6 separate regions of the Mus musculus genome follow, and regions 2, 3, 4, 5 and 6 are each linked to region 1. Evidence: chromatin loops called from intact Hi-C (ENCODE). Cell type or tissue: left cerebral cortex. All regions are shown on one strand.

Evidence for each region. A loop is a pair of places that touch in the nucleus more often than their neighbours do. Peaks named below come from ENCODE experiments on the same cell type or tissue, not always from the same donor. Only the 100,000 strongest peaks of a DNase experiment are listed, where the experiment ranks them.
Region 2: a loop joins it to region 1, with 2.9 times the contacts of the local background. A loop is called at or near these places in 3 of 42 quality-filtered maps.
Region 3: a loop joins it to region 1, with 2.6 times the contacts of the local background. A loop is called at or near these places in 11 of 42 quality-filtered maps.
Region 4: it touches region 1 in a loop (2.1-fold over the local background); 4 of 42 quality-filtered maps call a loop at or near these places.
Region 5: a loop joins it to region 1, with 6 times the contacts of the local background. A loop is called at or near these places in 16 of 42 quality-filtered maps.
Region 6: a loop joins it to region 1, with 8 times the contacts of the local background. A loop is called at or near these places in 33 of 42 quality-filtered maps.

Annotation. Positions count from the first base shown.
Region 1 is chr15:75,677,474-75,682,473 of GRCm38, reverse strand. It overlaps Top1mt (DNA topoisomerase 1, mitochondrial), which reads left to right and starts at 3,674. Exons shown (of 14, transcript NM_028404.3): 1 at 3,674-3,821. The coding sequence starts at 3,718. In left cerebral cortex, a CTCF peak has its summit at 3,016 (motif pointing right); DNase peaks (open chromatin) are centred at 2,438, 3,043, 3,732, 3,981 and 2 more places; H3K4me3 peaks cover 1,496 bases; H3K27ac peaks cover 1,356 bases.
Region 2 is chr15:75,187,088-75,192,087 of GRCm38, reverse strand. No RefSeq gene overlaps it. Among named protein-coding and RNA genes, the nearest start is that of Ly6g2, 27 kb to the left of the region's middle. In left cerebral cortex, CTCF peaks have their summits at 1,291 and 2,744 (motif pointing right); DNase peaks (open chromatin) are centred at 1,289 and 2,746.
Region 3 is chr15:75,561,375-75,566,374 of GRCm38, reverse strand. It overlaps Ly6h (lymphocyte antigen 6 complex, locus H), which reads left to right. Exons shown (of 4, transcript NM_011837.3): 2 at 116-243; 3 at 676-792; 4 at 1,034-1,630. The coding sequence ends at 1,269. Among named protein-coding and RNA genes, the nearest start is that of Ly6h, 3.3 kb to the left of the region's middle. In left cerebral cortex, no CTCF peak of the experiment used is centred here; DNase peaks (open chromatin) are centred at 887, 997, 2,027, 2,970 and 1 more place; H3K4me3 peaks cover 1,366 bases; H3K27ac peaks cover 734 bases.
Region 4 is chr15:75,467,147-75,472,146 of GRCm38, reverse strand. It overlaps a transcript of Gm34531 not described here. Among named protein-coding and RNA genes, the nearest start is that of Gm34531, 4.8 kb to the left of the region's middle. In left cerebral cortex, CTCF peaks have their summits at 1,999 (motif pointing left) and 3,108 (motif pointing left); a DNase peak (open chromatin) is centred at 3,120.
Region 5 is chr15:75,614,137-75,619,136 of GRCm38, reverse strand. Zfp41 (zinc finger protein 41) reads right to left here and starts at 2,453. Exons shown (of 3, transcript NM_001044718.2): 1 at 2,317-2,453; 2 at 1-1,093. The coding sequence starts at 936. The coding sequence ends at 340. In left cerebral cortex, a CTCF peak has its summit at 2,491; DNase peaks (open chromatin) are centred at 2,583, 3,251, 3,526 and 3,881; H3K4me3 peaks cover 2,113 bases; H3K27ac peaks cover 2,203 bases.
Region 6 is chr15:75,546,285-75,551,284 of GRCm38, reverse strand. No RefSeq gene overlaps it. Among named protein-coding and RNA genes, the nearest start is that of Ly6h, 18 kb to the left of the region's middle. In left cerebral cortex, CTCF peaks have their summits at 2,229 (motif pointing left) and 3,154 (motif pointing right); DNase peaks (open chromatin) are centred at 1,752, 2,222 and 2,847; H3K27ac peaks cover 726 bases.

The DNA.
Region 1 (5,000 bases):
TCGGATTTTTCTAGAAGCCGTGCCAGTCATTGGGCTCTATGTGGAAAAGAGGCATGAGTGGAGCTTTGCCATCTCTCTGGTGACTGATCTTCTCAGACACTTCAAGTGTGAACTCCCTCCTCTCTTGTGTTCTAAAACCGTGTCGTGTGCTCTTGTATATTTTATGAAAGCCCTGAGTGGGTGCTAAACTTTACTACTCAAATTAATGCAAGACGTATCTGTGTTTTAATTTAAAACGGAGACAAACTCTCTGCCGAAGTGCCAGCCAGCGGTGTGGGAGTGCAGCCTGGGGCTCCCAGAGGTTCTGCTCTATGTGGGTGTGAGTGACACCTCACAGTGACAGCGTGTTTGTGTGTGTGTGTGTGTGTGTGTGTGTTTGAAAGGATCTGGCAGGGCCAGACAGTTCTCCATGGGTTGGGCTTGCTTCTGCTGGGGAGATCTGCACTCAGGCTCGTCTCCTTGGATTCTTGCATCCAGAGTCCCTCCTTCTGTAAAGCTTGCAGCTCTGCTTGTAAAGGTGGGTCTCAAGGATGGCCTGGCCAGTGACTAGAGGGTGCCACGTGTGTGCTGGGCTCAGTGGCTGGCGCCTGCCTGCAGACGCCACAGGTACCATCCACCTTGAGCCTTGTGTTGTCCCAGGCCATGACAGAGTTGCATCTGTGAAGGGGCAGGATAGCAAATTCAGTTCTCTTTAGCACGATGTTCCAGAACAACCTGGCTCAGTGTGTTAAAATGGGAATGGCTGACGTGTAAGAAAGAGACAGGTCCATTGCTGCACATGGAGGCAGTTCATCAGAGACTACTCGGTGGCAGGAGCACAGTCCTAAGCGGCGGTAACTCCAATGGATCCTCAGATTATAACCATTCCTTACAAGTTTATTTACCAATGCTGTGTGATTCTGTAAGAAATATCTAGTCCTAGATATTTAGAAGTGGCTGATGTATTGATTGTCTAAGATCAAGTGTAGAAGTACTTGATACATTTTTACAGTAGAAATAGAATCACACCGTGTAAATAGCTTTTTAAAATTATATTGTCATCTATTATGTATGCGTGTGCGTCATGGTATGCTTATGGAGGTCAGAGGTCAATTTTGCAGAATTGATTCTCTGCAACCTTTACTCGGGTTCTGGGATGAAACTCATGTTATCAGGATTTATCCACTGAGCCATCTTGTTGGCCCCTTTTGTAAATGACTCTTAGAAACTTGGAAAGCGCATGCTTTGGCACTTGGGCAATGGGATGGTCCAACCACCTCTGAGAACAGTGTGCTGTTTGTACTTGGTCAGGTGTTGGGGTTAGGGGGAAGGAGGAGGAGGGTCCCGTCACTGATACTCCTTGGCGTATGCTAGAAAACTTCAGCTGTCCATGACCCTGTGTGCCATGTGCGGCTAATTGATGTCTTCTTGTACATGTTACACACTGAGGTGGCTGATGTGTGTGACCTGAAAAGGCCAAGAGAGAAGAAAATGGCAGGTTAGGTGGGAACACAGAGTCGGGAGACTGGAGTCAGGGTGTGGTAAGTCTAAACTGGAGACTTTGGGCCCTTTGAGAGAGAAGAAAGGGAAGGCAGTGGTAGGTCGGGAGAAGACCACAGGAGGGGGGAAAGCGGTGTGTGTGGGATGAGGGGAGGCCCCCGGTGTGTGTGTGTGGGACTGGACCTGGACATAGAGCCTGCCCAGAGACATATGTGCTGTGAGAGTGATCTTGTTAGGTACTGCCAAGGCTGGTGCAGCATGCAGAACCAGGGAGGCAGTGCAGCAAAGAGTCTCAAAGAGATTACAATAAGCTGGGAGCTACAGGGGACGAGTCTCAAAGAGATTGGCCGGAATACAAGCCAGGCGATCTGGGGAACTTTGAGAGGAAGCAGAGAAAAAAAAAATCTGCATGGGGAGGGCCGGATAATAAGGAAACAGTGAGAGCCGTTGGCAAACCTCAGGGCCATGGTGGGGCAGTTTTCTGTGCTGTGGATGGTTGGGGAGGTGCGAGCTGAAATTCAGAGGAGCCTCGCTTGAAGTGGAGCTTCAATGGGTGTGCGTTCACATGCACACAATGTGTGTGTGTGTGTGTGTGTGTGTGTGTGCGCGCGCGCGCGCGCAAATGAAGACCAGAGGACAACCTCAGGTGTCAGTCAACCTACTGGAACTCACTAATTGGCTAGGCTGGCTGGCCATCAAGCCAGCCTGTCTCTGCCTGTCTCTGCCTCCCCAGAGCTGAGGTTACAAGAGTGTGCCACCTTGCTTTTCAACATAGGTGCTAGGGCTCAAACTCAGACCCTTATGCTGGTGCAGCAAGCACTCATTGGCTGTGCCATCTCTCCAGCTGCTGCAGTGGAGTTTTGAGCTGTGGGTTTCAGGGGCGCCAGGGAGAGAGGCGGTTGAAGTCTCTGAGTGTGTATGTGTCTGCCTCGCTCTTATCAGACTTTCTGGAGGAGGTGCTGGAGGAGGCTGAGATTCAGAGAAATTAAACTTGTCTAGTAAAGAGCAGATGGTGGACTCCCACAGGCAGACACAGGCCATTGTAGCCCATCAAGTTGAGGAAAGCGACGTGAAAACGCTTGTATGTTACTCGTAATGAGATGGTTGCATTGAGTTTGTATTGAAGTCAAATGCCCCTGCTTATCCTGAATTGTGGCTTCTACACAATGAAGCCCTCCCCACCCTCCAGCTCTCTGTTGGCGGCTACGACGTGTGAGTGGACACTGCTGTCACAGAACAGCCTTATGACGGACTTTGGGCTCAGGAGGTCTGACTGTCAGCTCCAGCATTCATCATCATCTACCTGAAATTCTTCCTCAAGCCTGGTCTCAGTTGCAAACAGGGCTCCTTTTACCTGCTATGAGGATATGAACGCTGTGAGGCCATGCTCCCCAACTGTCACAACTCCAGCTGGTCTTCAAGGGTACAAGGGTCCTGGACAGCCAGCTACAGACCTGGAATGCCCAAAGTCTTGCTGGTCTGTTGATCATACTCAGCAAACTTTTTGTAGTACTGGCCGTGTCCAGCAGGGGGCCCACTAGCCTCTCCCCGGCTCTGTTCCTGCCTCGGGCCGCTAGATGTCAGTAGGAATCCAGTGAGTTGGTAACCGTGGGCGGGACCTACAGGATAGGCTAGCTCTTTCTTGCTGGTCTCCGTCTCATTTTTTACCTTTCCTGTTCACCACTTTCTTGCAGGCCTGTGTGCTGTTTCAGTGGAAATACCAAGGCTGCCTGCTGCTGGCTCGGGGAGCAGCTGTCCGCGGATTAGGAGATTTTTGTTGCTTGGTACAAATGTCTTGAGATCTTGGTACACATGTCTTCAGATCTGAATGTGTTGAAGGGGGGAGCCTATGGCTTATGGCCCTGGTCTCTTGGCGGCGAGCCTAGGCAACAGCAGTTTTTGCAGGACTTCCAGTGCTGTTGGTCAGTCGCCTAGAGGAAGTTGCTTTGAGCAGGGCAGCTGGTGTCTGCAACTGCGTCCTCCTGGAGGTGTGGGTACTCGGTGTTTTGCCACTTAGATGGGTAGATAGGGCCCTCTGACCAAGTGTGTCTACTCATGACTTCCTCAGGTTGCCATGGCAGGTAGAAGCGCTGGGAGAGGGGCAATGCTCGGCCCTGGCTGGGGACGCCTTCCCAAGGTGGGCGGGCAGGGCGGGACTCCTGGACGTGTGGGGGCGGAGCTCTGTCAGAAGGGCGTGGCCTCGGAAAGCGGGCAGAGCCCACGCATGCACGCACACGCATGCTGCTGCTGTGGCTCAGAGCCCTGTGCCGGCGTTTCCAGCATGTCCCCTGCCGCGTCCCTTCCTGTCAGGTGTCCCGGGTCGCGAAGGCGAACAGAGCCGGGTAAGGCGGGTGGGACGGAGCTCAGGCGAGACAGGGCTCAGTGACTTGCCTAATCCTGCTCCTGTGCCGGGCCACACCGGACACATTGGGAAAAATCGGTCACCCATGTAATTGGGTCTGGGCCTCCAGGCTGCCGCGTTTGGTTTGGAGGAGGTCCCTTTGGAGTGTGGTTCCCAGATTCCCTGATTGGTCTCAGGCCCACTCCACGATTCTTACACTCTTTGTCACGTGGCCTTAGCTTTCAATACCTACCTTACGTCACCAGCCTGCCCCGAGGGACTTCCTAGGGGTTGGGATGGCTGTCCAGGCTGAGATTATATGTGAGATTCTGATTTTTCAACCTTTCCCTCGTGTACTGAGGTTCCCGGAAGCGCCCAGCTCTGGGTTGTGGGATTGTTGCTCACAGCACTTGGGGAGCGGGGATGTCCTGGTCTAATCGCCCGAGTGGTGGGTGGGTTCACAGCGAAGACAGCCCTTCCAGGGCCAGCCATTACAGCTGACCTGCTGACCTGCTTTTGATAGCTCAGCCCCGGACTGGGGCAGCTAAGCTCTTAGGCTCTAGAAATTCCAGGGGAAAGACAGGGCTGTCCTGACTCTCCAAATGGGGCTGAGTTGTGGCCTCTAGGAGAAGACACAGGGCTTCACAGCAGGACATCGGGGTAACTTCCTTGATACTCTTCTCCAGTGGGACAAAGGAATGTCACCCACGCCACGCCACGCCACAGTAGTTGTTTATAGCCCCAATCTCAGTGTCCTTGTCTGTGAAATGGGGATGGCCGTAGACTTCGCCTAGCAGTTTGGGTAATGAGCTTGCCGCTCAGTGTAGGTTCTGAGGTGCTTGTCCACATTTTATGACATCGAATTGGGCTGAATGTTGGAGGAAAGCTGCCTGAGTCGTGTCACGAAGCACTTCTGCATGCAGCCACCGAACTGTTCCCCACCTAGACCCACATGAGAAGCGGAATGGGATTTAAACCCCTATCTCTGGGAACCTTTGGCCACCACTTTTCTCTTTTTCCCTCCTGCATGGTTCATGGGACACCTCTCACCCCTCACACCCCTCAGGCATCCAAGTTCTGGCTACTTTGCAAGAGCTGCTCTGTTTATGAAGCCCGGCCCGCTCCTTACTTTCTGAGGGCACACCTGGAATTGTTTACTGGCTCAGGACATGGTCCCTTG
Region 2 (5,000 bases), 490 kb after region 1:
TTCCTCCATAGATCCATTTCCTAGGTTCTGAGAAAGAAGTGCATTTAGAAGTCGAAAGTTACTCGACTTCCTCCGGTCTTGATACCTGGAGACAGCTTTAATATCTGTTATGTGTTTTAGTTTTCTCTCAGACAGTCAGATCATAGCACAGGCCTTAGGGACTAGTGAGACCTGACCCATGTGGCTGCTAGACAAACACAGCCTTGTGCTGCCCACAATACACTGGCTAGGGTTAATTGTGTCTGCTTCCAACTCAGCAGCAGACGGGCAGGTCTTCACACACCATTCAAATATTAAATAAAAGCAACTTTCAACCGAAAGTTATCGAAAAGGATAAGGAAGTACTCTTAATACTCATCAAAGGAAAAATCTACCAAGAAGAATTCTCAATTCTGAACATCTATGTGCCAAATGCAAGGACACGCACATTCAAAAAAGTAACTTTACGAAAACTCAAAGCACACATTGTACCTCACACAATAATAATGGGAGACTTCAACACCCCACTCTCATCAATGTCCAGATCATAGAAACACAAACTAATCAGAAACACATTAAAACTAAAAGAAGTTATGGACCAAATGGATTTAACAGATATTGATAGAAAATTCCATCCTAAAATAAAAGAATATACCTTATTCTTAGCACCTCATGATACCTTCTCCAAAATTGACCATATAATCTGTCACAAAACAGGCCTCAACAGATACAATTGTTTCTACTTGGTTGTCTGCTTAATAGGAGTGACATTTCCTGTGGAGGGACAGAAATGTGGTCTTACGGACAGCACAGACACGCTGGGCTTTTTACCTGGGCACAGGGATTATGGTCATGCGTCCTCCTGTTTGAACAGTAAGTGCTCTTCCTCAGGAGCCACTTCCCCAGCCCAGGCTGGGCTCACACTCATGTTCTTCCTGCTTGCCTGTCCCCAGCGCTGGGACTGCAGGTCAGCACAACCACAGCCGCTTAAGGCTTTTTTCTTAAGTCCGGGGTCTCTGTTATTGCTTGGATTCTGGTGTAAGACACCATCACCAAGTCTAGGCCCATGGAGTTCTCCTGTTTTGTAACAACTGTAGTTTTGTAATTGAATGCAGTGGTTTTGCCTCAAAGAAACAGCTCAGGTGTGCCAGAAAAAGCGGAAATGAGAGTCCCGGAGCTCATCTTTCTAAACAAAGCTGGAGGGTAAGGGAGAGACTTAGACTTTGGAGGCTGAGCTCTATGTCAGGGCAGAAGGGGCCCAGCCTCAATCCCAAATTCAACTGCAGAGAGGAGCGCCCCTAGAGGCAGAATTTAGCATGACAATCAGCAAATTTATCCAGATGAATGAGGACAGGTGATTTGGTCTGGTTCTAAGTTGTTTTGTTTTGTTTTGTTTTTTGAAGGGCTTTATCTGAAACCAAAAAAGAACAAAGGCTGAAAATTCTGAGGGAGGAGCAGTATTCCTCCTTCAAAGCTGACAAATTTGTCATTGAGTTACTGCATAGCTCTTGAGATGAAACTGTGGATATATTTCAGTTGGTTATATTTTATATTATTGTTGTTGTTGTTTTTGGTGTAGTGTGTGAGTTAAGGATCACTCGATTCTGAGCATACCCGATTGTCCCAGATCCAGCTGTGTAAACATAATTATTCTCAACACAGACAGACATGGCATTATTGTTGAAAATCACTCCAGCATGTACGTGAGTGAGCACTTCTGGACTCTGCTCACTCCTGTCCTATGTTTGTATTATTCTGTTTTTTCTTTTCTTTTCTTTCCTTTTCTTTTCTTTTCTTTTCTTTTCTTTTCTTTTCTTTTTTTTTCTTTTCTTTCCTTTCCTTTCCTTTCCTTTCCTTTCCTTTCCTTTTCTTTGGCTTTGCTTGTTTTGTTTTGTTTTGTTTTGTTTTGTTTTGTTTTGTTTTGTTTGAGACAGGATCTCAAGAAACCCAGGAACTTGATAAGAATCTGAGGATGCTCTTGAACTTCAGTGCTCCTGTCCCTGCCTTCTGAGTCCTGGGTTTACAGACTTGCCCCATCAAATCCTGTGACTTCCAATTTCATGTGAATTTAGTAGGAGCTGCTCCTTGTCCTTTTCATCTCCTCCCTTCCTTGCTTCCTTCTCTCCTGTCTCTCCACCCTCCACCTGACAATCTTAGTTTGAGCCCTGGGACCCACACAATAGAAAGAGAACTCCTGTAAGTTGCCTTGTGACCTCCACACATGCACCTGTCACATGCACATGTACACAGAAATATATGCAATTAATAAAAAATGAATAATTGACTAATTAACTTAATAACACTTCCTATTTTTAATCTTAGAGTACCCTTCCATTTATTTAGGCCTGCCTGCCTTCATTTCCTTCACGGATTTTAATGTGCCAGGCTTGTGCCACCTTGTTTAAACTTATTCCTAGGTGTCTGCTTCTTCACTAGGATTTGTAAAAAGAACTGTTCACTTTCCTTCTTCTTGTACTTCCTTGGTAGTCTATTAAAAAAAAATCACTGGGTTTGTGTGTTGACCTCATATCCTGCATTTTGACTGACTTTTCCCCCTTAGCTCTTCCTATTTATTACAAAACCTTATTAATTATTCTGCTTTTCCAGGTAAATCCTTTAATAGAGGGTGTGGAAAGCAGGGTGTGGAGAACATACCTGTGATCCCAGCACTGAAGGACCTCAAGTTCAAGACAAGACTGGCTTACAGAGGGTTGGAGGTAAGAGCCTGAGAGCCTTGTGGACAGAGGTAGTTCCTCTCCTTGGCCAGCAGGTGGCAAATTCTTCCCATGTCTTCAGGTGGTTATCTCTGCACACCTTCATGCCCTCATCTCCTCTTCTTGGACTCATTCCAATTGGGTAAGATCTGCGCTAATGGACCCATTTTGCCTTAGTTACTAGCCCTGTGGCAATACAGCGGAGACACTATGGATACTGGGGACTCAGAGCTTCAACATATGAAGCAGCAAAAGTTGTAGATAAAAAGCTGCTTTGAACCTTCTTCAGTTGTATGTTCTTGTTTGTGCTGATTTGTATATTCTTGGTCCAGGGAGTGGCATTATTAGGAGATATGACCTTGTTGAAGTAGGTGTGTCGCTATGTAGGTGGGTTTTAAGGCCTTCTTAATAGCTCCCTGGAAGGCAGTTTTCTCTTAGTTGCCTTCAGAATAAGATGTGCAACACTAAGCTCCTCTAACACCACGTCTATCTGGATGCTGCCATGCTCCCACCTTGATGATAATGGACTGAACCTCTGTATTAGAGTTCTCTAGAGTCACAGAACTTACTGGTAGTCTCTATATAGTAAGGGAATTTGTTGATGACTTACAGTCTATAGTGCAACTCCCATCAATGGTCAGCAGCAGCTGTGAATGGAAGTCCAAAGATCAAGCAGTCAAGCTCAGTCCCAAAAGGCAAGCAGATAAAGAGAGAGAATCTTCCTTCTTCCAATGTCCTTATGCAGGTCTCCAGCAGAAGGTGTGGCTCAGATTAAAGATGTGTGCCACCATGCCTTGATCTGGAACTTGATTTGTCCCAGATGAACTTGAACTCAGAGATCTCCTTGCTTTAGTCTACTGAAATTCATGGCCACTATGCTGCTGGGCTGTTGGTATAGGGGAAGAGGGGGGGGGCGAGACCAGAGTTCCTGTGCTCTGGGAAGGCGGGTGTGGGAGGACTGTGGGACGCTTTCCACTCAGCCCAGGGTGGGCATCTGGTGTGTGAAGCCACTGACCCCACATGGTGGGGGGTGAACAAGAGAAAGCTACTGTACCAGGTTCTCAGTCTCTGGCATCCCATGCTGGATACAGCAGAGGAGCAGAAAACAGAATAGGGCCCCAGGGCAACACTCATGAAGAGGGCAGAAAGAGAGAGGTTCCCACACAGGCGAGAGTCCTAAGTTCAGTCCATAGCTGGAGCACAGGAAGGCCTTCTATCCAGAGGTTAGAAGTGGCTTGTTAGAAGAAAGCCAATCCCATCATCCAAGCACAGTGGGCCTTGATAAACAGAGACAGTCTATGGTTTTAGAGCTTTGTTGTAGAAAGGCAGGGGGGAAGAGAAAAGGTAGAAAGAGAGAGAGACCAGCCATGGCCAAAAGGATAGAAGGGGGAAAAGGAGAGAGAGAAGAAAGGCTAGGGTTAGAGGGAGAGAGCGAGGTGGGACCAAGCAGCCCCTCTTATAGTGGGATTGTTATCTTGCTGTCGCTAGGTAACTGGGAGGAGTCTAGCCTGAAGGTCAGAAGCTTGGGACATTGTGTACATGACTACTAGCCACTAGCTTCTCCTGTGAGAGCTGTGGGGATGGTAACTTCGACAGGATCCAGGGGTCCAGGAGACATGAGGGAATGTCTTCTGTGCCATGTAGGTAAAAATTATCACCGCTGGGTCCTACCAGGGTTCGGACCTCAGCTCGACTGGAGACTAGACTGTCTGTGCACAGTCCATTGCCCCACACTATTCCTCACCATCTCCATGTCAAGATGCAGGTCAGAAACTTGTATCTCCCAGCCTCCAAATTAAGATCATTGATGAGCCTTCCAATTCGGGATGGTAGTCATTCCAGATATAGTCAAGTTGACAACCAGGACTAGCCACTACAAGTGTTGATCAGAAAATATTGTCCAGGTTTCATCCTTCTCCCATCTGCCCATCCTTTTTCATTTCCAGCCTCCCTTCCAAGAACCCAGTTCTCCCTGGCTGCTGGGCAGCTACAATAGTGAACCTCAGCCTTCAGCTGGACTCTGGGAAGTTCAGTGCTTTGTCATGCTCCAATACCCAGGGGCAGGCTCTTAAGGTGTAGGGTGGGGCAGGTCAGAAAAGCCCTATCAATCTGGTGACCTCAGTAACAATTTACATACCCACTTACCACTTCATCAGGCATTTAGTATCTATGACTTCCCAATATGGTGACTGTGTCTCTAATACCCCTTGGGGTGCAGGCCTCTCCTGTGGGCCTGGCTAGCTGAGACAGCAGGACTTAGCATAACTGAACAATGGTGGCTCTTGGCTCACTTTTGCTTGGGTAGAG
Region 3 (5,000 bases), 120 kb after region 1:
ACCTCCCCCCCCCCCCCCGCGCGCTTTTGATTCCTGGGGGATGGTTACATCTTCAGGCCAGAAAAGGGAAGGGTGTTTAGGGTTGGGTCCTCTGACCGAGGCTATTCCCCTCCAGGCCTGCGCCCCAGAGGACCCCCGCCTGCAGCCCCCGCGCCTCTTTCAGGCCCTATCGGAGCATGCTGCCTGCAGCCATGAAGAGCCTCGGTCTGGCGCTGCTGGCCTTGCTTCTCTGCCCCTCGCCGGGTGAGTCGGGGGCCCGCGGGGAGGGGTCATATCACGGGAAGCACCACTCTTAGATCTCAGCTCCAGCCACCGGGGGCTCTCCCCACACTCGAGGGCATCCAGCGCCTTTCCACCTTTCTTCTAGTACTGCGCAGATGTCCCTCATTCTCAGAGGTTCAGCGAGCTTCCTATTAAGTCGGGTGGACCTTTCCTGTCTTGGAACCTACCTATCTTTGGGGGTGCTGTGTGTAGGAGTAAGAGGATGCGGGAGGCAGGATGTGTAGGCACAGCACAGGGTCAACCTGGAGGCCCACTCTGGGTCTTGTGGGAGTGAACTCTTCTGTGAGCATGGTTCTGCCGTGATAGCTGCAGCAGGTTGGGGAAGAGGGGGTGTAGGGTCTGGCTGTCCAGACTCGGGTTCCCCTGGTTATCCCTCTCTCATGCCCTGCCTAGCCCATGGCCTGTGGTGCCAGGACTGCACCCTGGCCAATTCCAGCCATTGCGCTCCGAAGCAGTGCCAGCCCACCGATACCGTTTGTGCCAGCGTGCGGATCACCGACCCCAGCAGCAGTAAGCCTGGACCGGGTGAGGGGGCGGGGCTACTGAAAGCTAGATCTAGGGAGAGATCAGAGGTGTCCTCTGAGTTCCTCTTCCCTGGGACAAGATCATGACTTTGAGGCAAGACAACACTGGCTTGTTCCTCCCTGGTTCCACGTCTTAAACTGATCTGGAGGGTCCTGGGTTCTAGGGAAGGGACAGAGCTCAGATGGAAGTGGACCTTAGCCCCCATGCCTTCCTTCTTTCCCCCCAGGCAGGAAGGATCATTCTGTGAACAAGATGTGTGCTTCCTCCTGCGACTTCGTTAAGCGGCACTTTTTCTCAGACTATCTGATGGGGTTCATTAACTCTGGGATCTTAAAAGTCGACGTGGACTGCTGCGAGAAAGATTTGTGCAACGGGGCATCGGTCGCAGGACGCAGCCCCTGGGCCCTGGCTGGGGGGCTCCTGCTCAGCCTGGGGCCTGCTCTTCTCTGGGCTGGGCCCTAAGACCCCTCCCTCCCTCCTGCTGGGCTTTGGAGCTTGTCCCCTAAGCCTGTTGCTGCCCCTCCCCAGCCTGGCCTGGCTGGGGCTGGGACAGCAAGGGTTTGGCATCAAGGTCTGAGGCTCTCAACCTCCCTAGATGTGAGTGAGCCTTCTCCGTTTCTCCACCAGCTCCATATCCCAAGCAGCTGAATATCTCCAGGAGTCCAGACATCCTGGCAGGAAGCTGGGGTAGGGGGGAGGGGGAGGGCAAGGGACTGAGACCCTCCAGGTCTCCAAGGGGAGGGAGGTCAAGCCAGGGACAGCCCAACAGCCTGGCCTGAGGGGCATTAACTACAGAGAAATAAAGTCACTTCTGAGTCTTGTGCCCGGGTCTGAGCCTGGGTGTTGGAGGTGGGGCATGGTCTTGGTAGGGAGTAAGTGCCAAACTAGGCACCGAGACCGGACAGATAGGGGATGGTGGGAGTGTATGCTAAGACACTTGGGGATGCTCTGAGGAGGGTTGCTTAGGGCTGGGAGCTTGGGAGGGGACAGTTAAGGAAGGTGGGGTGAGAGCTGAGATGGACAGGGTGGCAATGCGGGGCTGCCGGGGAGGCGTGAGAACTTTTCAAGCTCACCATGGGTGTAAGATGTACTCCTTCATGCGTTTCCCAATGCACATGGCCAGCCTGGGTGTGCGCTTCCCCGCAGAACGCAGCCAGCGTCAACTCTTCTGCTCAGTCACGTGTTCACACTCACAGGTACCTGCACACACACCGGCACCAAAATATCCTCACCAGTGTCCCCATCACCCCATGTGATGTGTTCAGGTGCACATTCACACCCTTCCTAGGATGCACATTCGCCCAACTGCAGACACTGCTCTGGGCCTCTTCAGCTCTCTATGGGTGGCTAAAGACCCTGGGGTTGGTTAAGGTGGAAGTAGAGGTCTCACTTCCTGAACTCTGCCCCTTCGCTGGATATCTGCACCTCGCTGCTCCACTATGAGTTGTGATCCAGCATGGATGGAGTACAAAGGCCCAAAGATGCTGATTCCCGGGGAAGGTGGCAAAGGTGGGAGAAATGGGGAGGACTTGTATGGGGAGATGAGCTGTCCCGGTCTTTCCATCCCCTGCTGCTGATCTTCAGTTTCATCCCTGAGTCCACCCAGCTTCCTGCTGCTTGCCAGATGCTCCACAGATGGTTTGTGTAGCTGGGTTCACCCTGCGATGCTCTGGGAACACCCCAGGCATTCTCTGAGGCCTGAATGTTGGCCAGTGCTTCCTTCTCCCATGCCACCTGCGGCTGACCCAAACCCATGATCACTGCTGGGTCCTGGGCCCCCAGAAAGAGAACTAGTTCCTGTAGGCTCTAGCCTTGACACTACTCCTGGGACCTGCACATGAGTGACCAGAGTCAGGCTCAGGTGGGTGACCGGGAAGGGGGAGACCCTGTTGTCACTAGTTGCTGATGTCTGAGGTCTGTTGTGGACACAGCCAGGGACTTGTCCCTAGAAGTTTGGTTCCTTTTGCATTCGAACTTTGCCTCAATGGTCCCTTCTGCTCCTTACCTCCTTCTAAAGTGCTCCCCCTGCTTATGCCTGGTGCCTAGAGAGCACTGAGCACAGTTGGAGCAGGGGAAAGATGTCTAGGGAGGGAACAGGGAAGCTGAAGTGGTGGATGCCTGGGAGAAGTCTGCGGAGCTTCTGGAAGGCTGAGCTGCCAGCTGAAGATGAGCCTGGAGCTCACATCCTTTCAGTCAACTCCATGCGCCTAATGTGTTGCCTGAATGGTCTTTAAAAACAAACAGGGGCAAGATTCTCTGACCTCCCTGAAGAAATGCATGAAGTTAGAAGGAGAACTCTCTTGTACCTCTGAGGGGATCCTGAGGATGGGGTAGCAGGCACAGAGGGTTGGGTCCCCTCAGCAACCTTATTTGAGTTGCCAACATCCTAATCTCAAGGAGAGGTCCATTGCTAGCTTTGGTGTGGCATTGGGGTGCCTTCCACATCAGTGACAGGTACAAGCTCTTTGGACAGGGCTGACTGTGTCCCTTGCCCCCCCGCCCCCCGTTTTTTAAATTATTACATTTAGTTTTTATTTGCTTCATTGTGAATGTGTGCAGTGGAGCACACACGAAGGACCGAGGACATGGGGGGAGTTAGTTCTTTCTCTTTCCATCATATGGGTTCTGAGGATGCCATTCAGCACCACCCTTGGTGGCGAGAGCCTTTATGGACTGAGGCATCTCATCTCCCCTCCTGTCCTCTCCTGGCCCTTTTTCTCAGGAAGCTCCTTAGCAGCCTCCTTCCAGGGAGTTGTAGTTGGTGTCTTGTGGGTTTTCCTGACTTGTTCTGGGAACGGACGGTTCTGGTTTATTTAGCCAGCCCTTAGTAGGGACTCAGTTATTTTCAGATTTCTGACACTGGCTTTGGAGGGTCTATCCTTGTCCTCCTGCTAGGGGCTGAGGTGATCATGTATGAAGGGCTGATTTGAGAAACGGGGAGGCAGGCAGAGAAGAAATGCTAGGAGGCTATAGGTCCTCTAACAAGGCAATGGATCTCTCCTGTCTCCCTGTTACATCCTTTCTAGCTGTGTACTGTCAGGGGTTTCTGTCCATCCAATAGATAAAGGATAGAACCTTGCTGACATTCCATCTGACAACATGTCAGCAATGAATGTCCTTGAGGTTCATTGTCACAGTGTCCCTTGAGGAGTTCCTGATTCCTTCCTGCCGACCTTCCATGCCAGCACTGGCCCTTCCTGGCATACACAACTCTATGTAGGTTTGGTAGTTTGGTGGTTGCTTCCTTCTGTCTTGCTTTATGGTACCACATGTCTGCTATACCGAGGCTGGGAACATTGAGGTCTGTCTCAATGTCTGTTTTATACAGTGTGGGGCTTCCTGCCTCAGAACCTCCTCTGTCTTCTTGTGAATCCGTACCATGTGTTCTTGAATGTTGGCAGGCTTGGTAGCTGCACTCAGACATCCATCCATCCATCCATCCATCCATCCATCCATCCATCCATCCATCCACCTGAGCTTCGTTGTAGCAGGAGGGAGGGGGTTGTTCAAAGCTGCCACTGTCTTTCAGTCACTTATGAAACAGCCCAATCTCTCCACTGATTTAAACCACGACCTACACAACATGATGCATTCTTACCTAGACAGGATGCTCAAGAGCTGCCACCTCTCTGGTTCTGTCACTGGTCTTGGCTATGCCATTTCAATTGGAGGGAAACAGTTTAATGGCTGCTGAGGCAACTGACCTTCGTGATTCCTCTGGGAACATTGCCACTTCTGCCCTTGATTCTTATATGGACGAAGTCTCCCATAGCCAGAGTCTCTTGATAGAATCTGTTTTAGAGTTTGCTCTCTGGGGTCTGATACTGGAGTGCAGATACACCAGGGCTCCTGGAATGGTATCTCTCTAAAGGACCATGGAGCTCTCTTCCCATGGGCTGCTTGCCTCTCTAGGTGTGAATGGCTGGCCTCTCCATAGCTTCGATGGTAGTGTAACAATAGGCCCTTTTCTTTGAAATCCGGTTAGTCATATTTGTGCAAGAAGCTGATGTTTTTTGGCTTCCTGTCCCCCCACCCATAAATGGTTAGTGAACCATTTATAAGCAAGCAAATGAGAGCTACTGACAGGTAAGTGATGGGCCCTGAGTTCCCTAGCCTTTGTACCTCCAGAAGCCTAACCCCCCCCTTTTGCTTCTCTGAGAGCAGAACAGACACCCCTAAGAGGAGTTGCTCAG
Region 4 (5,000 bases), 210 kb after region 1:
CTTTCTGCCTCAGGATTCCAGATTAAAGAAATGACAAAGCCATCAGCTCTTTCATTCCTATGAAACTCTACTGGAAAATCTGGGTTTCCTAGGGACTTGGGAATTCTTGGTTTTGGCTGTGTTTATTTTTGTTTTCTTAAGACAAAGTTTCTCTTTACAGCTCTGCCTGTTTTGGAACTCACTATGTATACCAGGCTGCCTTCAAACTCAGAGATCTGCCTGCCTCTGCTTCCTGAGCGCTGCGATTAAAGGTCTGTGCCACCACCACCTGCCATCCAGGTATTTTAAGTATGGCTGAGAAGAAGAAGGTCTCAGGCTGCATGAGATCCCAACAATGGACATGGAAGGAAAGGTCATTGCACCTGATGTGTGTATGTGTGTGTGTGTGTGTGTGTGTGTGTGTGTGTGTGTGTGTGTGTGTGTAGGCCACAGGTCAGCCTTGGGTCTCTTTCCTATGGTGCCTTTACCTTGATGTTTGAGAGGAGGTCTCTCACTGAACCCTGGGACTTTCAGGTTCAGCAAGACTGGAGAGCCAGAAAGCTGCCATATGGGTGCTGGGAATTGAACCCCAGTCTTCTGGAAGAACAGTCCATGCTCTTAACTGCTGAGCCCCTGGTTCTCATGATTTTTAGGGTCAGGTCTCTGTTTTGTGTAAGCTGTGATTTTAACAAATGCAGTATCAGGAATCCAATATCACAGTGTAAAAGACTGCTTCATAGCCACCCATTCTCCTGTCCCTTTCATCCTTTTCATCCCTCCTGCCCCATAACTGCTTCCAGGACTACATGTGGCTGTGGTTACATGTTGTTCAGCTGGGTCTTCTCAGTTAGTCTGCCTGGTACCCATCACTCCCACTTTCCAGCATCCACACTGCCTTCCCATCTCTATCAGATTCTTCATTCACAAGGAAAACAAGTGATTTTCCTTTCCCCACCAAAGTGGACCAATTCAGGGTCCATCTCTGTGTGGGAAAAAAAAAACCACTGTCAGAATCCAGCCAGCCCTGTTTACTGTCATTGTAATTTAAAAATCAATATGTTATTATCCAACATCAATCATTACTTCAAATGACATTGTTAAATAAGGTGGTACTTACCTGTGATTCTAGCACTCAGGAGGCTGAGACAAAAGGAACATGGGTTTAAGGCCATCCTAGGCCACACAGCAAGTTCAAATCAGCCTAGTACATTAGCATAATTTGTCTTGAAAAAAAAAGTAGAAAAAGAATAACATAAACACACACACACAGGGTTGTAGCTGTTGCTCACTGATAGTATGCACAGGAATTGAGGTATAATCTCCCATTCTGCAAACAAACAAACAAACAAACAAACAAACAAACAAACCAAACAAAGCACAAACCTATACACACACACACACACACACACACACACACACACACACACACACAAAGAAACAATGTGTTATTTAGGGCTTTACTGCTGTGACCAGACACCATGACCAAGACAATACTTGTAAAGATAACATTTAATTGGGACTGGCTTACAACTTCAGGGGTTCAGTTATGATCAAGGTAGGGAACATGGCAGCATCAGGTAGACATAGGGCCTAGGAGCTTAGAGTTCCACCTCTTATTCTGAAAGCAGCTATGGGAAGACTGACTTCCAGGCAGCTAGGATGAGGGTCTTAAAACCTTTGTCCACAGTGACACACCTACTGCAACAAGGCCACACCTCCTAATAGTTCCATTCCCTGTGCCAAGCATATACAAACTAGCACAAACAAGAATACACAACTGATGAAAATTCAAAGCAGCTTGTCCCCTTCAAAGTTTTCAGCCTCATGTGTTGAAACCCTGGGTCCTGAGTGTCCCTAGTATCTGAGATGTATTGCCACAAGGCTATTGGCTAAGACAAAATGGGGCCATTAGAGCAGATCTTACCCAATTGGAATGATGTCCAGTAAGAAGAGATCAGGGCATGGAGGTGCGCATGAAAACCACAGGAACTGCTGGAGAAAATGCCACCTGCTGGACAAGGAGAGGTACTTGCTCTGTTCACAAGGCTCTCAGGCTCTTGCCTCCAATCCTCTGTAAGCCAGTCTGACCTTGAACTTGAGGTCCTTCAGTGCTGGATCACAGGTGTGTTCTCCACGCCCTGCTCTCCACACCCACTATTAAAGGATTTACCTGGAAATGCAGAACCATCAATAAGGTCCTGTAATAAGTAGGAAGAGCTGAGTGGAAAATGTCAGCCAAAATGCAGGATAGGAGGTCAGCACACCAAGCCAGTGATGTTTTTTTCTAGACTGCCAATGAAGAGCAAGAAGAAGTGAAGGCAACAGTTCATTTTACAATAACTTAAAGAAGAAGCAGACACCTAGGACTAAGTTTAACAAGGTGGCACAAGCCTGGGGCATTAAAAGTCGTGAAAGAAATGAAGGCAGCCTAAATAAATGGAAGGGTATTTGATGCTTAAAAATAGCAAGGGTTTTAAATTTGTATTTGTTAAGTAATTATTGATTAATTAATAATTTACTTATATTTATTAATAATATATGTTTATATGCACTCATTCATGTGACAGGTGCACGTATGGAGGTCAAAAGGCAACTTACAGGATTTCTCCTTTTACTCTGTGGAACCGAGGGCTCAAACTCAGATTTTCAGGTGGAGAATAGAAGGTGGAGGGTGAAGGTTGGAGGGTGGAGAGACAGGGGAGAAGGAATGAAGAGAGGGGTGAGAACAAGGAGTGTCCAGAATTCCACACTCATGCCCATGCTGGGGTGATTTTTAATACTAGTGCCACGTCTGTTTGTAGAGAATAATAGTGTTTGCACAGCTGTTTCTGGGACAGCTGGGTAGCATCAGAATTGAGTGATTGTTACCGAACTCACCACACCAAAGAAATAATAAAATAGTATAAAATAAATCATCGCAAATACTTCCACAGTGTCATCTCAAAAGCTGAGCAGTAACTCAATGACACATTCTTCAGCTTTTAAGGAGGAATGCTGCTCCTCCCTCAAAATTTTCCGTGTTTGTTCTTGTTTGTTTCAGTTCAAAGAAAGCTACTTACAACCATCTCAAAGCTCCTGTCCTCACTCATCCAGACCATAAACTTGCTGGCTGTTGTGATACATTCTGCCTCTAGGGGTGCTCTGCTCTTCAGTTGAATTTGGGATTGAGGCTGGGCCCCCTTCTGCCCTGACATAGGAGCTCAGCCTTCAAAATCTAAGTCTCTCACTTACCCTCCAGCTTTGTTTAGAAAGATGAGCTTTGGGACTCTCATTTCCTCTTTTCCTGGCACACCTGAGCTGTTTCTTTGTGACAAGCCCAATGCATTCAGTTACAAAACTACAGTTGTTACAAAACAGGAGAACTCCATGAACCTAGACTTGGTGATGGTGTCTTACACCAGAATACAAGCAATAACAGAGACCCCGATTTTAAGAAAAAAGCCTTCAGCCGGCTGTGGTTGTGCTGACCTGCAGTCCCAGCGCTGGGGACAGGCGAGCAGGAAGAACATGAGTGTGAGCCCAGCCTGGGCTGGAGAAGTGGCTCCTGAGGAAGAGCACTTACTGTTCAAACAGGAGGACGCATGACCATAATCCCTGTGCCCAGGTAAAAAGCCTAGCGTGTTTGTGCTCTCTGTAAGCCTGCCTTTGCATACTTCTACAGAAAATGTCACCATCACTCCACAGACAATTTCATGCCTATTATGCAGACACTCTTCACCCCTCCCCCAACCTCTGAGAATCTTCCCTCCATCTTTACAAATTCATCTATTCTGGATACTTTGTGTGAACAGTGCCCAGCAGTGCACACCTTCTGGGCCTGGCTTCTTTCACATAGTCTAGGGTGCATGCCAAGTTCTGACCACTCATCACTCTGTTCCTTTTTATAATAGAATCATGTCCCATTGTAGCCTGACTTTAGGTGAATCTGCCTTCCCAAGGGGCTAGAATATAGAGTTTTTAAAGGCTGAAACCACATCCTGGCATCTCAGGCACAGGGGCTTTGAAGAAGTAAGCAGTCTGCAGCAAGCAGTTTTAACAGATGCCAAGAAGACCAGTTAGCCAGCAGGGGTAGGAGGTTGTTTCACACAAATCATCAGTTTTATTAAAGACTCGGATAAGTTAGCTAGAACATCCAGAACTTTGGTTCCTAGAATAAAGCAAGGTAGTTTTCAATGGATTCTCCATGAAGGAGATCAGATTCTGGTTAAACCTGGAAATGGCCTTACCGAGGGCACAAGATGGAGGGACCTCAGCACTGTCTTGCCTGATCACACAGATGGATAGAGATACAGAGCAAGGGTTTTCAGAACTAAAATGGACTGACATTTGTAAAGTTCTACCTCACATAAATAACAAGGAAACGAGTATGTGAAGTACCCAAGGAGCTAAAGGGGTCTGCAACCCTATAGGAGGAACAATAATATGAACTAACCAGTATCCCCAGAACGCGTGTCTCTAGCTGCATATGTAGCAGAAGATGGCCTAGTCGGCCATCATTGGGAAGAGAGGCCCCTTGGTCTTGCAAACTTTATATGCCTCTGTACAAGGGAACACCATGGCCAAGAAGTGGGAGTGGGTGGGTAGGGGAGTGGGGGGAGGGTATGGGCTTTTGAGATAGCAATTGAAATGTAAATGAAGAAATTACCTAATAAAAATATATATTAAAAAGAACGAGTACGTGAGAATGGCCATGAGGCTGTGAAGGGAAGAATCTAGTGCTTGTGACTGGCCAGGACCCAGCACCAAGCACCAACACATTATTCACATAAAAGGCTCCTGCGAAGATGCTTCCCCATGGCTGCTGAACCTCAGACTGATACACACTGCTGTTGAGGGTTCAAGGATCAGTGTTGGGTGCCAGAGTGGATTACATGAACTTCTCTCTCCAAACACAAGTAAGCAAGTAGACAAATGATAGCAAGACCTTCTCTTAAGCTGGTCCAGATATCTGAAAAATCCATAGATGAGACTACCTTGACACCTGGAGCCCTGCAAACACACTGATGCCATTTCATTCAGCA
Region 5 (5,000 bases), 63 kb after region 1:
GGTTGGTGCAGACAGAGGCAGCAAAGGAAGGCAGTGGCCCTTGCCAACAGGGGTGTCTCTTTAGCTCTACAAAGTTCTCAGCGACCCAAAACTGTTCCAAAGATGGCCCTGAGTAACATAAAGTAGTCTGGAAAATGGCTGGAGCTTCAGGAAGCTCCGGGAAGCACCATGTTACTACTAAGTGAAGACTCGAAGGGCAGAAAGCCTCTGTGGGCTCTCATGTCTGATGGGTAGATTTTCCTCTCAATGACAGATGGGTGGCTGGATGAGCATACTGCGTAAGACCTCTGGACCATCATCAGGTGTTTGACAAGGATCCATAGCTGTAGACCGCCCTGCTCAGTGCTTCTTCCTCGGATGACGCTTCCGATGCCGGATGAGGCAGGAGCTGTAGGCGAAGGATTTTCCACACTCCTCACAGCCATAAGGTTTCTCTCCAGTGTGCGTTTTCTGGTGTTTTAGAAGGTTAGAACCACAGTTGAAGGCTTTTCCACACTCCCCACATTTAAAGGGCTTCTCACCGGTGTGAATTCTTTGATGTTTGGTGACATCTGAGCTGTGCCTGAAGGTCTTCCCACACTGGTCACACTTAAAGGGCTTCTCTCCAGTGTGAACTCTCTGGTGGCGAATGTGATCTGTCTTGTGTTTAAAGATCCGTCCACATTCACCACACTCATAGGGCTTCTTCCTCTGAAAAGGGACAAACACGGGGACACCCTCAAAGTCATCTTTAAACGAGGCATCGAAGGCATCAAAGATATGTGCTTCGTCCTCGGGGCTCAGGACAGGTTCTTTTCGGGGTCTGCGGGGCTTTCTTGGCTTCTTGGTTGCCTTTTTCCCCTTTGATGTTTTCTCTCCCTTGACAGTGGCCTTTTGCGCACCTGCCTCCTCCTTTGGGGCCTGACTCTTCTTTTTCCTAGTTGCAGGCTTTTCCATTGCTGCTCTTAGGAAGCAGGAAACCCCCCTGGAGGCCAGGGAAGGCTGAGGGTTTTCAGACAGTGGCTGCCTGGCTCCTTCTCTGGGACTTCGCTGTCAGGGACAGCTCCTGCGTACGAAGCTGCATCAAGCAGACAGAACCACGGTCGTCTTGCTTCTGGAGGCAAAAGCATGAACAACAGGTCAGAGGCAGCTCTTAGCTCTCTGCAGCTCCACTGTCTTTCCAGCTGCTCACATGATGAGCCCCTCAGACTAAAGTGGACTCCCCAGAGCTCTAGCCCCAGGCCTATAAGCTGAGCTCAGAGCCTCTGGTCCACTGTATGCTCATCTCTTTGAGTGACTCTCTCACTCAGCCACAGACACTCCTGGGCCTGAAGACAAGATTTTCACTCATCCCAGAGAAAGCCATAGCCATCATGGACCGATGGCCATTTTCCACCTCCCCAAACAGAACCTTCCCCGTTCTTCCTTATCCTCTCTACCCGCCCACATTGGGACTGTGCAAACACCCTGGAGTAGGAAGTAACTCTACCATACAACAGCCTGGTTCTGAGCCTGGAAAACTCAGGGCTCTCCTCATAATCCACAGCAAACCCCATCAGACCCCCAAAGGATGCCTCTTGTATTGATGAGGCTCTCTCTATGTGACCCCTCTTTATCTCTAAACCTGCACCATCCCCTTTACTCCCAGAGGCCCAAAGGGGTGGGCTCTGCTGGCAGTTCCATCTAGAGCACCCACACTTTCCCAAAAACACTTTGGGAACACACTGTATTTTGTTCTAAGCATTTGACAAATACCCACATATCTAACCCAGCAGATAAAATTCTTATCCGGATTCAGAGTCCAAGATCCAGGCGGCTAGGTGACTGTTTGCTCTATGTCAGCATCTGAAAGTGTTTGTCTTTTGTGGGACAGCTCAGGAGACACCTGAGAGTCCCTGTCTGCAGCATCACTCAGTACCAATTCAAACACCATCACTCTGGTGAGAGGAATGACAAGCGGGACCCAGGTGTCTGTGTCTGCTCACCAAGGACCATCCTCACTGAAAACTTAAATAGTCATTAAAACCAGAGAAGACCCCAGCGACTTAGCTTATTGCCCCCTCTCTTCACAGGCCTGTGCACAGGAGTAGGTGCGAGTGATTCAGGCAACTTAGTTGAATTCCGCTGACCTAGGGACTCAGGTCCATCAAGGAGCTGCTGGAGCCGGCAGGATAAGGCGCTCAATGCATCCAGCAACAAGGGGCTTCGCTAGGTAGCCCGGCCCACCTTCCCCGCCTCCAAGGACCTCTGCAACACCGCCGAGGTGGTCCACAGAGAAACGACTCAGAAGCCGGCCTTCGCCCGGTCGGGGCTACCGTGCACACACGCAGAGAGTACCTGATGGGTGCCGAGCACAGACGCCGGCGGAACGTGGCCGTAAGCAGGCTGACCGGCGGGCGGGCGACCGTTAACAATGCCCACTTGAGCCCGCCACTCCCGCGCCTAAAGGCGCCCGCCCCTCTGGTGCCGCTCTACCTTCCCCGGCCTCTCGGTGGTGCTGCCGCGCACCCTAAGCCCCGCCCACCGCTCGAAACCCACTCCAGTGCCGCTCTAGGACCCTTGCCGGGTTCTCGGTGGTACCGCCGCAAGCTCCGGAGCCCCGCCTGCTCGTTCACGCCCTTCTGGTGTCGCTCTAGGAGCAGCCGCCCGGCCTCTCTGTGATCCCGTGCTGCGGCCGTAGGCCCGCCTACCTCTCCCCGCCCCTTCGGGTCGGCTCTAGGAGACACTGCCCTCGCTCCTTGTGATGCTGTGGCTGCGGGCTCGAGCTTCGCTTGAGAGGATGCTAAGCAGGCGTCTGTGCCTGTGCAAGCTTCTGGGCTGCGGGCGGCGCCTTTCTCCCGGCGTGCGCCTCTTCTCAGGACTCCAAGCCTTCTTCTGCAGGCTTCGTGTTATTTCTCAGTCATCGGGTTTGCCATCTGTGGCACGCCGGGATGGCGGACCCAGTAGTGCACGGCCTGTAGCCCCCTGGAATCATCCGACCCCGCCCCTCCTTTCCGGCAAAGCCAGGGTCCCCTGCTCTGTCCTTAACGCGGGCCTTTACAGATATTTAAATCTAGTCACTTCTTGTGCTCTTTCGACTTTCTGGGTATATTCTCCACTATTATATTTGGTTAGGCTGGCTTAGAACTAGCAATCTCTTGCCTCGGTCGAGTCCTGGGACGATAGGTGTGGCCCACGGCGCTTGGAGAATGAAGTTATGAGAAACGAATCGAGAGCTGTTGTGTGCTTGGTGAAGTCTCCCTGGGGGCGCCATTTTACATGACTAGTACACAGTGTTAGTGCCTCCTGTGCTGCAGAAGCCTGTATCAAACCTCTAACAGACCCTTTCTTTAAGTGTCGTCTCCACCTCATCCGTTTAGATTCAACGCCAACATGCTAGATAAATGTAATTGTCCAGCGTGCAACTTGGCGGAGCTTGCCGATTATCATTCAGGCATCGCTGTCTAGATTCACAAGAGTGGCTGTGTATTGAATGGTGGTTCATTCAGCCTCCTGAACAGCTGCCTCTGCGCTGTGTGCATCACAGCTTTGGGATCCTTTGTCCACTGAAGGACGTGTTTACAAGGTTGTTGGGAAGCAGCGCCCCCCCCCCCGCCCTCCCCCCGTGCTGTTTCATTTCCCTGGGACCGTGCCCAGGAAGGCAGTTGCTAGGTCCCAAACTGCATGTTGCCTTTTGCAAGAAACAGACAAGCTGCTTTCCAGAGAGCCTGTGCCATTTCTCATTCATTCCTACCAGTGGCATGGGGCTTTCTGGCTTACCAGCATTTGGTACAGGGAGGTAGGGCATCTCCTTGCTTGCTTTCCCCAGAAGGTTAGTGGCCTGTGTGCTTCCTGCCATCTTTCATGTAGTCCCCAGTCTCTTACCTATCCTCTAATGAGGTGGGCTGAGCTGGATGCGCATAGACTGTTGGTATCATTCTTGTTCTTTTCAGCTCTCAGGCATGCTCCAGCTTGTCCCTACCCCCACGCCCCTTCATTTGTGGAAGAGATTCTGTTTTGGAGTGGCTCCTCTCTGGAGAATTATACCCTTCTCTTGTCAGTGAGACTCAACTGCTAAGCCTGTGGCTTGGGCTTGCTCACGTGGTCCAAGTTTTTCTCTAAGAAGACAATGAAGTGTCTTCTGCTAAGAAGCTCCAGTGTCTGGACACAAGCTCTGAGCCATCTGGACACATGGCCCCTTTGTCTGGTGGCCAGGATTATTTGCTGTGTACAGCTTAGGGTCGGCCTGAGGAGATGCTGTCTTCAGTGATATACAACTGAGACATGTCTGTTCCTGACAGTGGCCGTTCACATGGGAACCTGGGTAGTGTAGGGCCTCCCTAGTTGCAATGGATTGTCTTTGTGTTAATGTCACTGCCTTGTTCCTGCGTCACTGGCTTCTACAAACCACAAGGTCCTTGGAAGGGCAATGGTAATGAGTCTCCTTCCTCAGGATTTCCTGCCTTGGGGAAAGCACCTGCTCCCCTCCCTCCCCACCCCCCCATCCACCACCACCACCAGGATTTTTACAACTCAACAAGGAACAGTAAGACCACTATAAATGGTTGCTTTCTGTCCTGGGAGGCAGGAAGATTCCAGAGAGCCCCTGGACTCTGTCAGTGAAACTGAAACTCTTGTCCAGCACCAGCCAAGAACAAGAGCTAGTGACCCTACAAGTGAGTATTCGTTGTGAATACAAAATGTCAGAAACAGATAAACACATTTGTGTCTTTTTACAATATCAGAATTTATTGAATAACAAATAACAAATTCACAAGCTACATTGGCTTCTTTGACTGGTATTTGTCAAGTGGTTCAGATTGGCTCTTGCTAGTGACCGAGGCAAGCACAGCTTCTTTTATTCCTGTGAAGACTACTAATGTTAACACTCTAATTAGACCTCAACTGGCACACGGCAAGTATTTCTGGCCATAGGTAGGTTACAGAATGTCTGCAACAGGGTTAAGAAGATTGCTGTGGAATTCAGGGAGGCCATAGTGGAGGTAGAGGCAGGAAGCTGACATAGAGGCAGAGTCCCTGGT
Region 6 (5,000 bases), 130 kb after region 1:
ACTTCGCCGTTCATAAGAGAAAAAAAAATCCAGAAAAGGGCCCATCAATAGGAGAAAAGTGTTAATAAATAGTGATGTCATCACACAGTGGAATACTACATGCCAGGTGCAAAGGACAGTGTGCACAGCACGGATAACTGTCAGCAAAGCAAACTGTGGACAGAAGGTTCAGAAGATTCACAAGCCTGCAGCTGAGAAGTTACTCCACAGTGCTTTATAGACCTGTGGGAGGGGACTAGGAACGGAATAAAACAGAGATTTGGTCTGGGTTTCTACTCAGTGTTTTTTGAGACAATGTATCATGAATTGTAGGCTGAATCGTCCTCCCAGTCGTTACATAGCTGAGGGTTGTGATCCTTCTGCTTCAGCTCCCAAACGCTGGGATCGCAAGCCTGCACCACCACATCCAGTTGTGTGCTGCTGCAGGTTAAACCCAGGCCTTCAGGCACAATAAGCAAGTAATCTAGCAACTGAGTCACATCCCCAGTCTTAAGATTATTTTTGAAACGGGATCTTCCTGTTTTGTTGTTCAGCTCCAGGGTAGCTGAGATGAAATGTTTAGCTTACTGTGCCTGACTAGACCTAATAAAATTTCCTTCTTCCATCTAGCATCTGTTCAGGATCAATTAATTAATATATCCATCTGTCATTTCATCTCTTATTATCAACCTTTCTGCCAATTATCTATTATTATCTCTGTATATATTAAATTATATATCATCTACCAATTATCTGTTATTTGTTATCTATCTATCTATCTATCTATCTATCTATCTATCTATCTATCTCCATTTATCTGTCATCTACCTGCCCACCTTCCTACCTATTGACCATCTATCATCTATGTATCCATTATCTATTTGTGGCGGTTTGATGAGAACTGTTCCTCTCAGGCTCAGGTTTTGGAACATTTGAGGTGGTAGTAGGGAGGTGCAGCCTCGAAGGAGGCAATATGCCACTCTGTGTGTGTGTGTGTGTGTGTGTGTGTGTGTGTGTGTGTGTGTGTGTGTGTGTGGTGTGTGTGTGTGTGTCTTTGGGAGCTTTTAGTCTGCTTCTCTCCAGTTTTCTCTCTGTGTTTTGCATGTGTCTGGAGATGTGTTGTTTCCTGCTTCTGCCAGAGAGCCTGCTGCTTGCTGCTATGCCTTTTGGGATTCTTATTCCTCTGGACCCATAAACCCAAAATAAACTCCTTCATCCCTATGCTTCTTTGGACTATGGTGTTTTATCAAAGCAACTCTTTCTCTCCTAAGTCGCTTTGTTGTTTTTTGTTTGTTTGTTCTGTTTTTTTTTTTTTTTAATCACAGCAACAGAAACAAAACTAGGTGAGGGACTGGGGCAGTGAGGCCACTTAGACCCTTGTGTTCAAGGCCACTAAGGCTCTAGATTGGAGAGGGACATGAGGACGACAGAGGGTTCTTGGATGCAGATGCCAGCTTCCTGGGAGGGTGGGCTCTGGGGAAGGTTGGAAGGTGCCCTAGCTATGGGCTAGACCTGGGCATGCCTGGTCACTATCTTGGCCCAGGGAACCTCAACCAACTCTGGCATATCTGAGTGATAAGGACAGGAGTGGGCTGCTGGTTTAAGCCCCAACAAGGTAAGGTATTCAGCTCGAGCTTTGCCTGCCCTTTTCTAGACATTCTTTTTTGTTCCACGTGTTTGTTTCAGGTGCTGCTTGGCACTGAGTTCCACACCGGTTTCCCTGGAGACGCTCACCAAGATGTTGCTGTCTTTTGGCAGGGATGGCTTTCTCCTGGCTCCCTCTTCCCAGTGAGCAGTGTGCTGAGGGGGTTTGTTCAGTAGCATCTGGGTTGCTTCTTGATTGTGCAGATGACTTTCAGGTGGCACTGTGTAGACACCTCCTGTGTGTTGTTATGGTGCTCTGGACGCTCGCACCTACCCACCCCCTGGGAGAACATGCTCAGCACAGCTGGCTGAGGTGGAAAAGTCAGGTTTCCCCCTTTTTGTTTTGAGACTTGCACTATTAGAAACCAGCCAGGGGTCACTTTGATCAGCGATGCCCTGCTGAAACACACACAGCAAAACACACAAATAATTTCCTAATCTCACTCTTACTATTGGCCTTTAAGAAAACCAGATTGTCCAATAACCCTGGGAGAAGGGAGGACAACAGCCCTCTCCTGGAGGTGTTGAAGGTGACCTATTTCACTAGTGGTGGTGGGGGCCCCTATGTCTGCTGAGCCATCTCCTGGAGGAGTGGGCCCTCTGGTGTCCATATGAGGGATGGCAAGTGATCTTCTTTAGCCACTGCATGGCTATGAGCAGTCTGCCCCATTAGGAAGCACAGACGTAGCACTACTTCCTGCTCTGCTTCTTGCTCAAGTTCAGCCTTACATGAGGGGTTAGGTAGAGACTCAAAGCCCCCAGGAATATCTGAAGGCTTCTGTGGGTGTACCTCAGGTGGCTCACCAATGCTACCAAGCCACTAAGTTGTGTACACTCATGTGAGGCTGCTCTAGAGTTCCTTCCATATGTGTTATCCTCTTGGCATATTTGTTGGCTCACATCTGACCTGGAGCAGGCTGCAAGATGTCCATCACATGTGGACATTAGCACAGACAGAGTCTTGAGCCAGAGCTAGACCATGACACTCCCCTCATGGGCTCTTCAGCATTGAACCAGCACTTCTCTCGAGAAACAATGGGGTGATAAAGACAGCATTGCAACATCCTCTGAGCAGTGGCTCCAGGTGCTCAGTGAAGAGAGTTGCTAGGGTGCCATTCACTGATTCTGGGATTATCCAGGTAAGCCCCTCTTGGCTGGGAAGCCAGGTCTGCAGTTTCTCCACTACTGGTCCTTGGTGAGCCTGGGATCGGGGAAGGAGGACTGGAGAGTTACACTCTTGCCCTGGGGATCTCAGAGCTCTGAAACATCCCTTCTGTTGGCACAATTCCCCTTGGGGCTTGTCTCACTTGGATCTCTAAAGAGCATCCATTCCAGTTCTTCCATTTTACACCACCCCCCATCACAGGACTCACAGGCAAAGAGACACTGAGTGGTTCTGCTGCCTGGCAACAGCCACAGAGTCAAGTCTCAGACAAGAACAGCTAGCTCTTCAGGAGCCTTTCTTAAAAAATTTTATTTAATTAATTATTTATTTATTCATGTAATGTATATGAGTACACTGTAGCTGTCTTCAGACACACCAGAAGAGGGCGTCAGATCTTGTTACAGATGGTTGTGAGCCACCATGTGGTTGCTGGGATTTGTACTCCAGACCTTTGGAAGAGCAGTCGGGTGCTCTTACCCACTGAGCCATCTCACCAGCCCCATCTCTCCACCTGTAATAAGGAGCACGGAGTCCCAACACTGCCAGCTGGTCACATAGGCCATGTTGGCTGGTGGCACAAGTGTGAAGGCATAGATCTCCACCCCCATGAAGCCCTCCAATTGAACTTGTCTCTTTCTCTCTAATGTCAGGATTTTGGTCAACTGTCATGATGCTGGGCATTTATACTGACTGCACTTGGAAGTCTGAAGCAGGAAGATTAGGAGTTTGAGACCAGCTTGGCTATATGGCAAGACTCTGTATCAAAAACAAAACAATAAAACAAAACTAAGACCAAGTAAACAAAAGGCCAAGGGCCAGGGCTGGAGTGGTAGATCTGTGGTTAAGAGCCCTGGCTGCTCTTCCAGCAGACCTAGCTTCTAGTTCCAGAACCCATACAGTAGCTCGCTACCATCCATAATTCCAGTCTGAGGGGATCCAATACCTTCTTCTGACCTCCATAGGAGCTGCAAACATGTGGTGCACAGACACACATGCAGGCAAAGCACTTGTGTGTACACGTACACATGCACACACCCTTCAGTTAACTTCTTTTACAGATTCATTCTCCTTGCAGTACTGAACCACAACGTTTTTTCTGTTTTAGAGATTTTGCAGTTTATTTATTACTGTTGCTGTTGCTAATCATGGCGGCGTGTGTCAGCAGGATATGCTGAAGAGGTGTCACTAGTGGGATCATGAGTTTAAGGCCAGCCTGCGATACACATTGTTGGGATTGGAGAGATGCTCAGAGGTCAAGATCACTTACTGCTCTTACAGAGGACCTGAATTCAATTCCCAGCACCCACATCAGGCAGCTTCTAGCCACCTGTAACCCCAAGTTCAGAGACTCTGATGGCCTCTTCTGGTCTCTGAGGGCACCTGGACACACGTGGTATATATGGAGATAAAAGCAGGCACACATGTACACATTAATAAAAAGAAATGATTTTTGAAAAAAGATTGGATAAGCTTTATTGTGTGAATTTGTTTGTGTATATGTGGGGTAAGGGAAGGGCATTCAGAGATCAGAAGACAAGTAAGGGAGCCAGTTCTCTTCATTCATCGTGTGCATCCCAGGGATAGAACCCAGGTTGTCAGGCTTGGCAGAGGTGCCTTTAGCTACACTGAACTATTTTGCTGGTTTGAGTGGTTAATTTTAATTGTTTCTATCATTGGGAGAAAATGAGCTACTTGTGTAGATACATAATAAGCAGATGCTATCTCATATTGTAAAAGCCACTCTACTTGTTTTGCACCATTTGTATGCACGTGGTGGTATTATATACCATTTGTATATATGTGGTGGTATTAACTCTGGACTAAACTAAAATGTGACGGAGAAAGAAAGCGGCCCTTGGATGGCAATAAAGTAACCTTTATCACAGCATGGTCCTGTGAATGACCACGGTCACCTGTGAGATGCAGAAACCTGGACCCAGCTCTGCTCAGCTCCAGTCCTTCTTTCCATGACGCACCCTGACACAGAGGGGCTATTTTCTCTTTAATTGCCCATAATTATGTAGGAGGTCCTGACATGATAAGCCATACCCAGTAAAGCCAGCATTGCTTACGGTCTGCCAAGCCTGTCAGGATAAGGACTCTCTGGTCTCTGCCCACCAGTGTGCACCAGCAGGAGCTTCAGCTGGCAGGATGCCAGGACTTCTCACTCATTTTAAGCCTCTCTTTGAGAGTATCAACAGGAGAGGAGGGA